2 separate regions of the Mus musculus genome follow, and region 2 is linked to region 1. A link is a loop called in an ENCODE intact Hi-C map of the cell type or tissue named here. Cell type or tissue: left cerebral cortex. All regions are shown on one strand.

Region 1 (8,000 bases):
GATTACATCTATCAAAATTGACCAGGCAACAGTGATACAATTGAAATGTCTGTCTTCAAGCATCCTATAAATAACAACAGGCTACAGTTAAATTTTTCAAACCTAAAAATATACTCTTTACATAACCAATTTCTACCTGGTTTTTCCGTTTGTTGTTTGTTTGTTTGTTTGTTTAATGGAATGAACATTCAGATAAGAACTGGCCACTAGACAGGCTTTTTTTCTTAGGGAGGAGGGGTCCCCCTGTGGTAATTAAATGCCAGATTTAAAAGCATGCCTAGGATGATGGTTTATTTTCTCATTGAAGTGACCACTCCTCTTCCCATCAGAAGCTGCGGCTTCCTAAAAGCCACCAAATGTCTTTCAAAGCATTTACTTATCTAAACATCTCTTTCCACCGCTCAGAAAGAGGCGTGAAGGCTTCGAGGTGAATTTGCAGAATGACGTGTGCAATTGATTGGCAGATGTCTAAGAAGCACCTAGATGCACATTCACTAGATGTGAATAGAGCCTCTGCCTGTCTCTCCCGTGTTACAGGGAAACAGGATGTCAATGCCAAGTTAAAATATCTTAGTGCTCAGTCGAGAATTCTATTAGACAGTAGAATTATTTTAAACAATCCATACAAAACAGAGATTTAAGCCATCTGTACAGTTAAATTAGAGAGCTGACAATACTAAACACAGAAACTGTTTATCCAGATTATACATTCCGCTGTACTAATACTCTTTAACTCAACATTTCAGCTTTTATCAGCTGAATTAGGGCAATTACTAGTAAAGTATGCAAAACTAGAGGAGCAGAGGGAGGGGGCTGGGAAGCTACAGGACATCTAACAAAGGAATTGATACTTTTTCCAAGTATTTGCCTCAAATGCACCAAGAAACAAAACTGTTGAGTGCACCCCACCCTTTTCGCCAAAGATAAAAGTTTGCAAAGTTCTGAGAGGCAGTTCTCTACCCAACAAAAGCAGAATTGATTCTCCCCGGCAGAAGAGCATCTAAGAAGAACACTGACTAACGTCGAGGTCAAGTGCTAGCCCTCTTAGCTGAGCGTCTAAGGCTAGAAGTGGCTCCTAGGCCAGCTCCGCGGGCTTCTCGGCCCAGGTGGCCTTACAAAGTTGTCCCTTGTCAACTCCAGCCAGGTCCTTCGTAATTGAAAATAACAGCCACAGGCCAGCCCCTGGCTACTCCCATGGACCAGGCACAGTAGCGAGTGACAGTTCCACATCATTACGACCAGAGACAATAATAAATGTAGCGCCAGGACTACTATTCATGCCAGCAATCTTATCTCCTCCTTAACCCCTTCCCCTCCACTCTCAAGAGCTCATACACTGCCCGCACGGCTCGGCCCCTGTGTGGCTATTCATTCAGCCCATCCATTCCGAGGGACCAACTACTTCCACGACAACCCCCCCCCCCGCACCCCCTCCCTGATTCAGCCCTGAGGATTTATTTCTCATCCTTGGCAACTGTCAGGCAAACACTGCAACCAACAATTCCAGTCGGGGGAGCAAAGCATTTGCTTAATTCACGTTACTTGCTAAGTTCTTTTAAAAATGTTTAGGGAGTGGGACAAGTAACCTCCCTCTTTCTTCTCCGCGAATCCGACCGCCGCTCCAGGCTCGGCAATAGCATCGCCCTTCCCCGACCCCCTCCCGCTTCCCAACACCCCCCCCCCTTAAGAACACAGACCAACCAAAATGATTTAACTTGAGCAGATGACAGAGGAAAATAAAACATGTTAAGAGAATACGATCTGATTTGGGATGGCAAAAAAAAGGAGGGGGTTGTTTATTTTGATTAAAAAAAAAAAAAAAAAAAAGGAATCGGCACAGACCTGAACAGAAGCTGCAGAGCAGGAGAAATTGTTTTCTTTCCCTCACACAAGAGTCCCCCTCTCTCTCGCCCTTTCTCTCTCACACGCGCGCGCGCACACTCGCGCACACACTCACACACACACACACACACACACACACACACACACTCACACGGCGTCACCCGCGCACACTCACACGCACACGCACAAGCAGAGCCTCTCAGCTGCTCTCTGCAGTTCTCAGGAAATGAATGGGGGGCAACCCAGGGAACTGTTGTACTTGCAAATGACTTACCCGGATCACATGATGCGCTAAATGTAGGGTGGGCCGGTGGGTGGAGGCTGCCGAGACGCGAGCCCGGGTCTAACGTGGGGAGCCACGCCAGGCCCGCATCGAATTACCCCGGGGCCCAGCCGAGGGGGTTGCAAGAAGCTGCTTCTCCTCCCTTTGCAGCCCGCAGCTCAGGAAATCGGAGAGGAGCGGGGGGTGGGGCGGGGCGGGGTGAGGTTGGGGTGTGTGTGGGGTGGGGAGGGTGGGGGGTTGAAAACAGCAAACCCCCAAACAAAAGAGCTCCGGGTCCTCCTCCCCAGAAACAAAGCCCCGCCGCTGCGGGCGAGCCCCGGGGTGGGGCCGAGGGCGGGGGCGGCGGCGGGGAGGGGCTCGCTCAGCAGGCGCTAAGTCGCTTTATTGCCATAAAATGGGGCCCCGAGCCGCTCTGCCGGAGGATTAGGAGGCGGGCTCTGAGTGTGATGGTTGAAATCCCCTGTGGGAAACTAACCCCTCCCCGATCACAGAGGTAGAACGCAACACCCACTGCCCAACCCTCTTCTAGCCAGCCTGGCCAGCGGCAGGGGGTGGGTCCGTGGAGCCGCCACCCCGCCCCACCGGCCCCACCCCTGCCCCCGCCCCTGGCCCTGGGCCTTCTCCGCTCCACCCTGTCACCTGCACCACCTCTCTGCGGCACCCTAAATAACCAGTACATGGCCCCTGCCGCTCCAATAGCCGCAGCCTGGGGGGAATTCTAGGGGTCTCGGAGAGAGTAACCTCCGGATGACAACTCTCATTGGAGAGACTCTTGTTGAGCTGGCACCAAGTCCCCCTCTTTTGTGTCACCACGCGCCTAGGCAGCCTTGGAGAGAGAATTAGGAGACAAATAAAGAGGCCAGCCCGCGTGGCCCTTGCCCACTCCCCACAGCAACCAGGGTGGGTGGAGGCGAGCGAGGAAGGGGCCCGCGCCCAAGCTCTCCCTGCGGCTCAACCCCGGCTAAGTTGGAAAGGTGTGGGCGGAGCCGTTGGAGTCCGAGGGGTCCGTCCCGGGCGCCTGGCGGCTTGGGCAACAATGGGGTCCCGACGGGGGCTGCTCCGCGGGTGACGGGGGCAGAGAGACTCTACTAGAGATGAGGGGGAATCATTATTTAGGTTCGAGTGCGTTGCACGTTGCAAGAGAAGCCAGGGCGCCCCACTCGCTGAGATTCACCTTGGCGGGATGAATGGGGGCGAGGTTCGGGCGTGTGCCTCGCTCGGCTACCGGGGCACGCCGGGGCGCCTAAGCAAGCTGGCCATTTAGGAAAGCAGTGAAAGAGGACAGGAGGCTCCAGCTGAGCTGGGACCCCAGCCAGGGCGGCGGGGACATGAGTAGGGACAGATCGGTGCTCCGTCCTCGGAGGGGAGCCCGGTGCTGGACGCCATCCCTGCAGCCCCGCCTGCGCGCACGGAGCAGTGGATTCGCGGGATTCTGGGCGGGGAGAGGGAGGAGGCGGCTCGGCTGTTCCCTCCGCGGCTGAGAGGACTCCGGGTCAAGCCTCCCGGGAGGGTCGGAGGGGGCGGGCAGTGGAGGAAGCGGAAAGGGCCCGGCGGGGTGCAGGGTTAGGGCTTACCCCGGGCAGTCCTGGAGGGTCGGGGCACTATGGGTACCACTTTCTTGAAACGGAGGTGAGCTCCTGGGGCCTGACAACCCCTACCCGGTGCCTCCTAGCCCGCCCTGCGTGGGAAACCGGCCTGAAGGTGGGAGGCTCAAAGGGGAAGTTTGTGTTAGAGAAAAATTTGCAGTTCTGCGGAGTGGAATGGGGTGGGAAGAGAAACCGTGGGGAGGCCGAGAAACAGGAAATGAGAGCTAAGGAGCAAATTGGAGCCAGGAAAAGCCAGCTTCTACATCTGTGTGGCAGCGTGGCATTTGCTGAGCACTTAAGGCCCAGGTGCGCTGTTAATGAAAACAAAGGCGGGGCACCGGCTGGCCCAGCTCTGCCCTTGCCACGTTTTGTGAAGGAGGCGAATGGGAAAGGTGGTCCAGCCAGAAGAGGACTGGCGCGGCCCTGTCCTAGTCAGGACAGGATGAATCAGCGGCCGGCCGGAGTCCTCTTCTCAGAGAAACAGGATTGAGAGAGACAGTGTGTCCCTGTGTTAAGGTTTCGAAGAAGAACAAATGAGATAAGTGTGAAAGTGTCTGAAATGTGTGCGGCACGCTCTTCCAGAGAAGTAGCTCTAAATGAGAAAGCAGTGGGAGCAGGGAGGTATGAGACTCGGGTCCCCAGGAAGGAAATGGGACCTAGAGGCTAGAAGGTTCATTCACTGCTAGAATGAGGGTCAAGGGTGTCTCTGTTCCAAGAATTGGCAGCCGCGAAACTCCACCTGGTCTGATCTTGGAAAGAAGCCCCTCTCCGCTCCCGTGCATCCGGACAGAAAGAACGCTGCAAACTCAAGCTTGCAATATTGCAGAGTATCAGCAAATGTTCAAAAAATCCTCTACTGGAATCACTAAAATTTTCCCGCAGGTGGGGCTAGGATAGGCAGGGTTGGGAGGAGGCTCTGAGGAAATTATGTCATCCCGGCAGTTCTTGTGCTAACAGCTTTCTCAGAGATCTTGAGTGCCGGAGTAGATCATCAATATATAGAGAATACTTCAATGCGCGGGAAAACAAAATGCCTCCTCCCTATAGCAACAGCCATGGGCGTGTTAGGCAAGCGATGACGTTCGAAACTGATCTACAAGAATTCATTCCAAGGGAGAAGGAAATTAAGGGCAGGTCAAGGTTAAGATCTAGAGTCCGAATAAAACCTGTGGTCAAAAGAAGGAAATACATCAAGTATTGGGGCAAAAAAAAAAAAAAATGCTAGCAGCATTTTGAAAAAAAGAATACTTTTAAGTGGAAATTAGAAATGGTAAAATATGGCAACTCCCCAGCTATAAAGAGGGCGGGGGATGAAAAGAAAAACACAGGTTTGGAATGGAGAATCTTGAGAACCAGGGGTGAGAGTGGAAAAGTAAACAAAGAATTTTAAAAGGAATTTTACAGGGATGGATGTTACTGAGATTTCGACTGCAGTGTGCATGCCAAGTGGGGGAGGGAGTGTCTGTGAGTGTGTCGTATGTGTGCATGATGTGTGTGTGTGCATGTGCGTTCGAGTGTGTGCATGTGGTGTGTGTGTGTGTGTGTGTGTGTGTGTGTGTGTGTGAGTGTGTGTGAGAGAGAGAGAGGAGAGAAAGAGAGAGAAGAGAGAGAGGGCATTTGTTTCTAATGGAGATTATATCATTCTGGGTCTGTACAGAACTTAAACTGTGGAGAGAAGGAAGTAAGGCAAGGAAAGGTCCTGCCGAGAAGGATGGGCGTAGTTTTTGCTGTTTAGACCTTTCTACTCCACTCCATGTGTGTTCAGAGATAACGGGAAATCAGAACAAGTAAAAATGGCAAAGTTCTTAGTATCAAGCATGTACAATTCTGATAATGTAAAAGAATAGTAAGAGAGAAATTACTGAATCATAGAATTTTAGGACTGAAAGTATTTATGAAATTTTATCCCGTAAATGTAAATACTTTGGGCCAAAGATAATGGCCCAGCCTTCTACTTACTTCTTACTTGGTCTTTAACTTGAAAAAAAAAATGCCAAAAAAGGATAAAGGGTGTTATGTTTGACTACACATGGCATACACATTGAATTAATTTTATATAACATATTGTCCAGAAAAGAAGAGAATGAACAACCCCCCCAAGGCACATAATATAAGTGACTCAACATCAATTATACAGCAAAACCAACAGCTGCTTTATTTAATGATATGAAAGCAGATATTCTACCCACAACCCCCACCCACAGTTTTTTAGATTTCATAGTTAGCTAGTAGTAATTTAATGAAAAATTATTATCGCTGTTGAGAGAAATCGTTTATAGTATAAAAAAGTTTAAACCTGTACCACACCCCAATTTCTATATGGTAAAATTCTCTCCAATGTGTATTAAAAGTAGTTAAACATTTAGATTAAAGAGAGCAAAACTGCATGGGTGATGTGACATTCTGTGAGAGAAGTTGAGTCCATTTCATTGCATCCCAAAGAGATTAGAATCAACTGGAAGTGAAAATACATTGATTCACACAGGTCTAAATAAAGTTTAAAAAAATAACCATACTCCTTCCCAGGGCTAGACATGCATATGAACAGATAGACTTTCACTGCCTATATTTTTCACGTCATATTTTTGGCAATAATGTGCAGCAAAGAGGAATTCTGTTTAGGCATGAGAAAGGCACGTTTAGAATCTTTAGTACAAATGGAAACAGCTGGTGATGTTATGTGATGATGTACTAAACAGAATGTTTTGATTTGGATGGTGAGCTGTCTGAAAATGGGGAGGGAAAAATGTTATTTGATAATTTTGTCACAGTCATCACAGGTTTGGGGTTTCTAGTTTCAACATCACATATTAGACACCCTTTTCCAAGTTCCTCCCGTGCTTTCTTCAGACCTCTCATCCTAACATCCCCAGCTAACACCAGACCCTCCTTACACCCCCAGCTCTGGTCATCCGTACCCCTTTCTGTTTGGTCCATCCCACCCTTCCCTAGACAAAGCCTGAGTTACGTTTATATACCTGTATACACAAAGCCAAACTGGAGTTGTCACAGGGGTTTCAGTGTGCCACCCTAGCACTTACGAACCCTGTTTGGACTTTCTTGTCTTATAGTCTCTCTTGCAGCCCAAGGAGGATGGGCACCACTGTCCAGCCCCACAGGAAGCCTTTACCAAGTGTTTTTTCCTCTCTCCTCCTATAGAATCCTCCCAACATGGTTGCATGACACCCCACATATATGTGGGTATAGCCTAAACATGCTCTACCTTCTTAGAAGGTGTTTGTTTGTTTGTTTGGTGTAATGCAAAGACTATCTCATTCACTAGTGTGTAAGTCCCTCCCCATGTCTGTTTGCCTCTCTGTCTCTGTCTCTCTCTGTGTCTCTCTGTCTCTCTCTCTCTGTCTCTCTCTGTCTCTCTGTCTCTGTCTCTCTCTCTCTCTCTCTCTCTCTCTCTCTCTGTGTGTGTGTGTGTGTGTGTGTGTGTGTGTGTGTAGAGGAGACACGTTTTTTCACATCCTCAAATTGATGACCAATGGGAAGCATACTAGGTCAATTAGACAGCAACGGCTGTTAATTTCTTACCGAATTCTTCTGTTAAGTGAACACACTGATGCTTCCTCGAACTATAGTAGGCACACTATTACATAAAATACATTGAGAATAAGGGTTGTGCCTTAACTCTTAACCACTTATTTGACTTCGTTTTACTCCTACACTGATTTGCAAATAGTAAGTGATTAATGAATGCTTGTGGAATGGAAGAAACAATTATAGCCAATAAAAATTTAATGGTGTGCCTTAAAATACAGTTTCACAGAAAGCTTCAATCTCTGTTCATATGTGTACTAAAGGTAACAAGAACAACAAAGAAACCTTTGAATATTAATTCTAGCAAGGTTTTTCAGGTAATTTTAAGTTCAATGTTTATTTAAATCTTTTATTTATTTACTTATTTATTTTAAACTCTGGATTTTATTCCTCTCCTGTTCCACATCCCATACCTCCTCCCTGCCCCCTGTCTCCATGAGGATGTCTCCACTCCCCACCCCAACCCCCACCTGACCTCTAATTTTCCTGGGGCCTCCAGTCTCTGAAGGGTTAGGTGCATCTTCTCTGACTAAACCCAGACTCAGCAGTTCTCTGCTATATATGTGTTGGGGGCCTCATATCAGCTAGTGTATGCGGCCTGGTTGGTGGTCCAGTGTCTGAGAGAGCTCGGGGGTCCAGGTTAAATGAGACTGCTGGTCCTCCTACAAGGTTGGTCTTCTCCTTAGCTTCTTCCAGCTTTTCCCTAATTCAACCACAGGGATCAGCTGCTTCTGTCCATTGGT
Region 2 (8,000 bases), 1.1 Mb after region 1:
CCTGGGTGGAATTGTCACAAGGGCAGTCTATTGCATTCTGCCGGCTGGCAGTTTCTTCCTTAAGCCCAATTTCCTCCAGTCCTTTTCTCAGAGTGCCTCTTGACTCAAGTGACATGGCAAGACACAAACAGCTCAGTCTCCACCTACAACCCAGAGGGCAAGAACAAACTGCATCCCTTTTCTTTGCCTGAATAAAAATATCTAGAGGACCTCGGGGAAAAATAGGGCAATGGATATATGTGAAGAAAACTTCCAAAAATAAAACCTTTGTCGTAGGTCTAAGGCAGGTTCTGGGTGGGGCATTCCTAGGTCCAGCATCACATGTCGCCATGGGAGGAGTGTCTGGCTGCTAACAACAGTTTGAGATAAAAGTCTGTGCGAGACAGTGAAGTAGGCCTAGACTGTGAGACACCTACGACTATTTTCACCCAGGGTTGTATGCGTTAAACAGCCCTGCTCCTCCAACTTTCCACACTGTATTTTATAATAACAACTTTTGAACTATATAACTTTCATATATACATTCTGCTAGCTTAAAGCCCCTTTTAGGTGTGAAATGGAGAATTTTATAAGCACTTTGCTAAAGGTCTGAATCCTGAGATATACTAGGGGGAATGGCTTGCTTATTGGTTGTGCTTTCTGCCTGTTAGCAGCTTCTGATAGCAGGTACGCTCTTTAAAACATTTTTTCCATAGATATTCTCTTGGGATTCCCATAGGAACCTATGCATGGGAAAATACCACAGAGAGGAAGGCTTTGGGAAGGGGTGACTCCTTTCAGCTCTTCCCCAAATTCCTCTCCATGACTTCTGACTGAAACTGAATCTGATCTGGCATTTCCCCAACACTTAGGGTGATTTTCTTTTTTGGTATAGGAAAGCAAACAAGCAAACAAACAAAAGATTCAATTAGATATGACAAAGCAATCAGCTTTCTCCAGCCTGGGAAATTAAAGCACTGTCATTCTGCGTGCCGGTCTATGACAGAGCCCAGCAAGGGCTGATAAGAATGTGTCCACAGTGCTTACTTCAAGACGGTGAGACATTGATAGGGAACAAGAAAGCACAGGAAAGGGAAGATGAGAGAAGCCAGGGGGGATGGAGAGGAGGAAGGGAGGGGTGAAGGAGAAAAGGAGAGAGGTGGGGCTAGAGAATCTGAATCGCCTGTGAGAGCCCAGTCAGCCCACACTAGCATAGAATTTACCCAGTTTAAAATGTGGTTTGGAAATAGATATCAGAGTTAAGTAAGACATCAAAAGAATGACCACAGAGTGTCTGACAGCACAGTGACATCGGAAAGACAGCCAGGCAGGTTCCTAGCCCTTCAGAGAAGTGCGATCTTTTTTTTTTTTCCAAGTGATAATGAATTGGCTGAACATCCATCCATTTCTGATGCTCTCTCTGTATGCCAAGACCCTGCTTGTTTAAGCGAGAATGGATGTGGGAGGAGGCTTCTCAACAGGAGAAGCAAAGCTCAGGCCAAGGCCATGAAGGAGCCCCTGAGCAGATCATCCTAGAGCCTCCCTGGGTTTCTCCTCAGCAGCACAGTGCAAGCTGCCTGCAGCTCAATGCTCTCCCACGTGTGAAACAGCCCGATCTCCCAACAGAGCGAGACCCACTTGATGGATGGTGTCAGAGGGCTAAGGTGGAAGTGGATTTTGATTGCTTTGATTGTGAGAATCCAGGCATTTAAAATGCACGAGACGGCTTAACTCTTTATCTATTGGTGCTATAATAAATGGGACAGCCAAGGAACATTTCTGTATGTTCCGCAATGCAGGACAGAAGATTACATCAGTGTTTTTTGTCCAGCGTGTCTCAGGTGGAGTGATGAGATGTATAGTCTTCAAAACTAGCTTATTACATGAATAATACATGCATATATTTCAGCAAAAAATATTCAAACACTACAGATAATACAACGAAGTGAGTTCATGATTTTACCTTTTACACACTCCCACTGTTCTTTCTGCAGGCAACCAAACTTCAGGTATTGTGATTTTAGTCATTTTCCTGTATATTAAATGAACCACCGATTTTTTTTCCCAAATGTGAGTTTCAGTTTTACATATTGCTTTTCTTTTTCTGCTTAACTTCACATCCCTGAGGGACCCACTCCCTGCCAGGACACAGAGCTCTGCTTTCCTCTTTCGTATCTACAGAGTTAGTGTGGTTGATGTAGAACATCATACTTGGGCTTTTGAGGCTTAAAGGGAGTTTGAAAGGTTATGCAACACTGGCCAGGTTTTGCTGTAACTTAAAAAAAAAAAGTGGTAGCTTGCAAGTGCATGCTTAAGTTGTTAGTCATGGAAAAGCCACTTAACAACATAAATGACACCATCAGGGGGAGCAGGCTAGCATGCTCTCTACCTTGGAATCTAGCAAATGTTCTAGATAAGTCTTGGTTCTCTGTCTTTGTGCTACCTACTTTAAACTGGCCATGGTCAGATAACATCCAAAACTGACTATGTTTTATATGAAACCTGTGACTCTGTAGGTTTTTAACTCCATAGAGGAATGTTGGGAAGGGAAATGAAAATAGGAAACAGGTCAGCGGGCTGGTTGAAGTGTTCTCTGTATTTGCTTCTTTGCATCAATCCTGAAGGGCTGGGCAGTATCTTGCTAAACTCCGGTATTGACTGGATAATGTTTTTATTCTCCCCTGTGAATGGTTACTGTCTGACTTTTAGCCAATGGAATTTCTGATTACCAGTGTTTGGTTACGGTGCCGATAAACAGGCATCATTGGGAGGTTTCTACAATCTTTTTTTTTAAGAAAATAAAATGAGCCAAAAGTTTAGAGGCAGGGGGAAAATACTATCATAGTATGCTGATCTCGAGAGTTTAAACTTTTAAGACAAAGTGTATCCTATTTACTCCCCAGGAGCTAAAAACATGTCGTTTTATGTCAGTTTGTAATGAATTAGCACAACTCTTTGATCAATGACATCAAAGACTATCAGCAGCACCAATAATACAGATGTTAAAAATTTTTTTCATTGATTAAATGCCTGAAATCAATCAACCTTTTGCCATCCTCTTTCCCCCTCCCTTGCTCCTGCAGAAGTGAGATGATTCAAGTGAGTTTGAATCTGGATCCACGTAGCCTCCCAAGAAGGAGGATGGGGGAAAATGGGATCAACTAGACAGTCCACTCATTATCAGCGACTGCAACTGAACCCACCAAGACCTCATGTAGTTCAAGTTCCCTCCTCCAGGAAATATCAAAACCCAAGTGGTCCTCACACACTGAAACAGAGGAATTTCTAGCTGTGTTTCCCGTGACCACCATGGCTCCCCTGTATCCTCGCAGCCGACACAGCCCAGGTTGGTACAGCCCAGACTGGTGCCGCATCCTCGCAGCCGACATAGCCAAGGCTAATGCCCTTGTTCCGTTTGTTCAAGTAACTTTTCCAGGGCTCTGCTGTCAGGCGAATTATCTCAGAAACAAGCAATTATAACCACATTCACAGCTCCCTAAAAGGGTGAGTGCATTCTAATAACAATTTCTCATGAAAGAAATACAGTAATTGAAGGATTGGCAAGGATATCGCAACAGACCAAGACCTCTGGAAGATTCCCCCGCCCCTTCTCCTCGCTCTCCAAATTCAGAGAGGAGAGAGAGAGAGAGAGAGAGAGAGAGAGAGAGAGAGAGAGAGAGAGAGAGAGAGAGAGAGAGAGAGAGAGAGACTCTGCACTTTCTTCCCATTGGAGAAATTGTCCCTTTCCATCCAAATCTACTAAATATATTCTGCAAGGGAAGAACATATAGCCGCAGTAACAATAAGGAGTTTGGCATTCTGGGTTCTGGCCACGCTGAAGTCTTCAATATCGATGTGTTCATCTCTTGCTTATATTTTGTTGAACATAATCACAATGTAAAATATTTGCAGAGTGTTCTCCCTGAGGTAACACATGGAGAGGTGCTTTAGAAAGGCAGATTATCCTGCTGACCTAAGGTAAATTTCATCCTTTGGGGAATTAATTCGCATCTTTATCAGTATAGCATAGTACAGCTCAAATCAAGCATGGCGAGGCTTTGAGGCAACCAAACTATCCTGTATTCACTGCTAGATACGGTGCTCTGAATGAGTAGAACAGCCTCTCAGATCTCAATCTCCAGTGACTATAATACAGCAGCCCACAGTTGCAGCCTAGAGTCGCACGCTAACACGCATGCCCTCGATGCTTGCCCTCAATGCTTTACCTGCCCACAGCGATTTTTCTAAGACTGGGTGGTGAATTCTTTGGCATTAAGCACTTATCTCTGCATCCCCCACAACACAGAATAAAAGGCTTTCTCCATCCTCCTAGTCAGTAGCTAGTTGTTGGATTGATTAACCATCATTCTGAATAGTTTTTCAGATACTGGACCTCTGAAGTGACAAATAAACACACACTTTGAGCCAAGTAGTGAAAACCTTGTCAGACATTTTACCCAAAGGAAAGAAAGTTTTGCTTATTTGTGTTTATTTATATATTTCCTTTCGGACAAAGTAAACGTGGACCAGACGCGACACTACTCATATCGGTTTGTATATACGCATGCCTGCACACGGATTGGGGCTTTGAGACCACTCATTCCATTTGGTTCTGGAAACAAGGAAAGTAAACCATTGTAGGAGAGATAGAAAATGTCTAACCTTGCTTTGTTTTTCATGCATCCTACCAGAGCATTAGAACAGAGGGGAGACAAAAGGTAATTGAGCTGGGATCCGGGGAAAGCATTTTCTAAGTGAATAAAAGGCCACTGTGATGAGTTCAGCGGCAGAGGGAGTTCCCAGGCACATCTCCCGAGACTCTGGAGTCAACCGAAACACAAAGGCTTTCTTTCTCAAAAAATGCAGGGAATGCTAGCTTTAATATTTGCCTCTTGCCTGCGCTGGTGACACCGGTTTGGACCTCAGAACCCCACCAATGGGTGGCAAAGCTGGACTGGACGGATGGCTGAGCGGAAGCGGAGCGCCATCTACTGGCGACTGGAACAAAGAACGTCCTTTAGTCTCCCGCTCTGTTCCTGGGAGCAGTCCTGCTTCATTTATAGCCCTACAGCTCCAAAAAGAAATGACAAATTGCACGAGCTTCTTACCCCTCCATTAGCTCTCCTTCCCCAGTTAACCTTAAGGAGAATACACAAAGGAAAGAAACTGTAAACATTCTGGGAAAAGAACGCAGTAGTAGGGGGCGGGTGGAGTAGCCTGGGAACCTACTTGGATTTAGCTATTTGGTAAGGCTCAAGCAGGGCACTTCTCTATGCCCTCAGCTCCTCTGACTAAGGTTGCTAAATGCCAAGAGGCTCATAGAGTGACCTGAAACAAAGGCAGAGGGGTCTGGACACCCCCATCTCCCGGGACTACCCACCACACCTCCATTCCACTGTAGAGACTCTGCAGGAAGGGCTGGTTTTCCGCTGTGGTTTCCCCCTAGCCAGCAGCATAGAATCATTTGGTGGTCCCTCACCTTACCGTCCTCGTGCTTTCTGAGGAGAATTGGGACCTTTTTACCTCTCAATGGATCCTAGAATTTCCCCCAAGGAATTCAAAGAACACGGGGTTGTCCGTTTCAAAGGGTTAGCATAGCAAAACCATAACTCACTACAAGATCCTAGTTAGAAAGAGTTCCCTCTCTATCAAATCGAAATAGCAAGACCTGATAGCACTCTCCGTGAGGTTTCCAGTGACAGAAAACACTGTGACCTAGCCTGAGGGGGCTACATGTAGAACACAGTGCTTCCCAAAGTGTCTGCAGAGTGTGCTCTTCCCCAGAGGGCCTTCCTTGGGACGCCGGAAGTTGACTGTCTCACCCACCCTGCTTCTCAGCAAAGTCCCAGGAGTATGTCTCTAAGGCTAGGTTTTCCGTGACCACCACAGACTTTAGCATCCATTTCAAAAGGATGGAAGCCTTAGATGATGATGATGATGGTGATGAAGACGACGACAACGACGTCGACGACGATGCTAGTGATGATGATCTCAACTAGAAAAAAGAAAAATGTTTTCAAAGGGCTTGATGGCTGTTTTCAGAAAAGCCTGCAGTAGGTTCTGCATATTCTTGGTTATCTCTTAGGATTAAAATCTTAGTTCAGAACTTCAGAGAAGACAAGCTCAAAGTGGCTCCTCGCTCTTCACAGTGTAGCCTCCCTCAATTTCTAAGTTAAGTCCATACTTCATAGGAGAGCGCAGAAAGCATCCCACTTCAGTGATGACTTAGGTGACCATCTCAGATGCAGGAGTGCACGACTTGAGCAAGAGATCTCTGCAGATAGCATCCAGTACACAGACTAGCACTCCATCAGAGTGCACAGGCTCCCCCATCTTAGCTTTTCTGTATGTGGCTCTACTGTCTTTCATTTCCTGTCACCCAATCACATCAGTTCCAGAGCCATGCAGGTCTAGGTACTCATAGGCACCGGGTTCTTTTGTAATTGTTGATCCCTGAGCTCTGTTCCTGAATGATGGTGGATACCTGCCTGCCTGGGCTGCTACACACGGGATGTTCCAGCTCTCTGGTTTAGGCTCCTCGGGTATTTTTTCTTTTAATCTCATTTTGAACTCCATGGGTATAAATGACTCGCTTTTGAAATTGCTGATTCTTTGCTTACCTTCAGATGCCCAAATATTTTGAATGTAGAAGCCCTAAATGTGGAAAAACTGTAATGAGCACATTCATAAATAGTTAATACTAGTATCAACATGACTTCTGGAGCAAGAAACATAGATCTCCAGAAATGACTCATACCTAATTTTTGCCTGGAGTCAGTATCTTCTGGTCCAATTACCTTCCCTTCTCTGTACTATTGTAGTGATGTGATAATGCTCAAGAGTTCCTCCCTAGAACCTGGCCCATTCCAGCATGAAAGTATGGTGCTACGCTTGGGTAATTTAGAAGTACCATTAAGCCATAAGAGGACAACCAGAGTTCTAATGAGTTTTTGACTTCTGGTAGCTGTGACACAAATAGGCTCAGACTGAACATCCCACCACATACCTTCATCCAAGATTCTTACGTAATCTAAATAATAACCTTATGATGACACATTATCTCTCTTAATCTAAGAATAAAATAAAACACAGCAGTGTTAATTTGCTTATCCGAAGTAACAAAGTGATGTGGCTGCATACTGAACTTGAGATGGCTGCAAAGCTCAGATTCTTGCATTCCTTGCTATACATATTTGTCTTGCTGTGGCCACCTTTGTGGCAGTATTACTTGTTCTAGTATGTATTTTATGGCTGTGATAAAACATGAAAGAAAGATTATGGGAGGAGAGCGTTTATATCATCATTCAAGTTACGGTTTATCAGTGAGGGAAGTCAAGGCAGGAATATGAAGGCAGGCCTGCTTGCTGTTCCAAGCAAGAGGACCATTAGCCAGGTAACTTACTTCTCATCCAATGTACAGCAGGAACCACAGGGGAGGCTGCTTGCAAGCTGGCTCCCTTGTAGGCTCATGCTCTGCTAGCTTTGCACAGTGGTCTGGTCACTCCTGTATTAGTTAAACATCAAGACAATTCCCCAGAGACGAGACCACAGACCAATCTGATTTAGAGCAGTCCCTCTCAGATGGCTGTAGGCAAGTTGACAGTGAAAGCCAACCAGGACACTAGCCAAGAAAGAAGACAAAGATACTCTGGCAAATGCTCAAACTTACACCAAAAATGGAAATACGAATGCAATGCCCCCTAGTTCCTCTGTCTATTCTGTGCCCCATCTGACAGCAGCTCATTTGGATCTGGAGAGAGATTGTGGAGATTCTTCAGTTGCTAATAAGACTGAGAAGTAGAGTTCCAAAGAAAGGAAAACCAGGGCTCTGTTTATGAACAGAAAGAACATGAGTACAGGAGGTGAATATAAGAGAGTGATGGCTGGAGAGAGGGCTCGGTTGGTAAAGCAACTGGTGCCCAAGCGTTGGGACTGGAGTTCGGATCCCCAGGTGGGGAGAACTGAAGGAGAAGACAGCTGAAATGGCTGCTGAACTCTCGGTGTTGTTTGATTGGGTGAGG

What was found. Peaks named below come from ENCODE experiments on the same cell type or tissue, not always from the same donor. Only the 100,000 strongest peaks of a DNase experiment are listed, where the experiment ranks them.
Region 2: a loop joins it to region 1, with 4 times the contacts of the local background. A loop is called at or near these places in 3 of 42 quality-filtered maps.

Annotation. Positions count from the first base shown.
Region 1 is chr14:100,282,415-100,290,414 of GRCm38, forward strand. It overlaps Gm41231 (a long non-coding RNA gene), which reads left to right and starts at 3,309. Exons shown (of 4, transcript XR_003951003.1): 1 at 3,309-3,372; 2 at 3,459-4,017. It also overlaps a transcript of Klf12 not described here. In left cerebral cortex, a CTCF peak has its summit at 4,746; DNase peaks (open chromatin) are centred at 1,240, 1,550, 2,103, 2,593 and 4 more places; H3K4me3 peaks cover 4,892 bases; H3K27ac peaks cover 3,959 bases.
Region 2 is chr14:101,374,575-101,382,574 of GRCm38, forward strand. No RefSeq gene overlaps it. Among named protein-coding and RNA genes, the nearest start is that of Gm34361, 180 kb to the left of the region's middle. In left cerebral cortex, a CTCF peak has its summit at 4,966 (motif pointing left); DNase peaks (open chromatin) are centred at 4,548 and 4,951; H3K4me3 peaks cover 708 bases.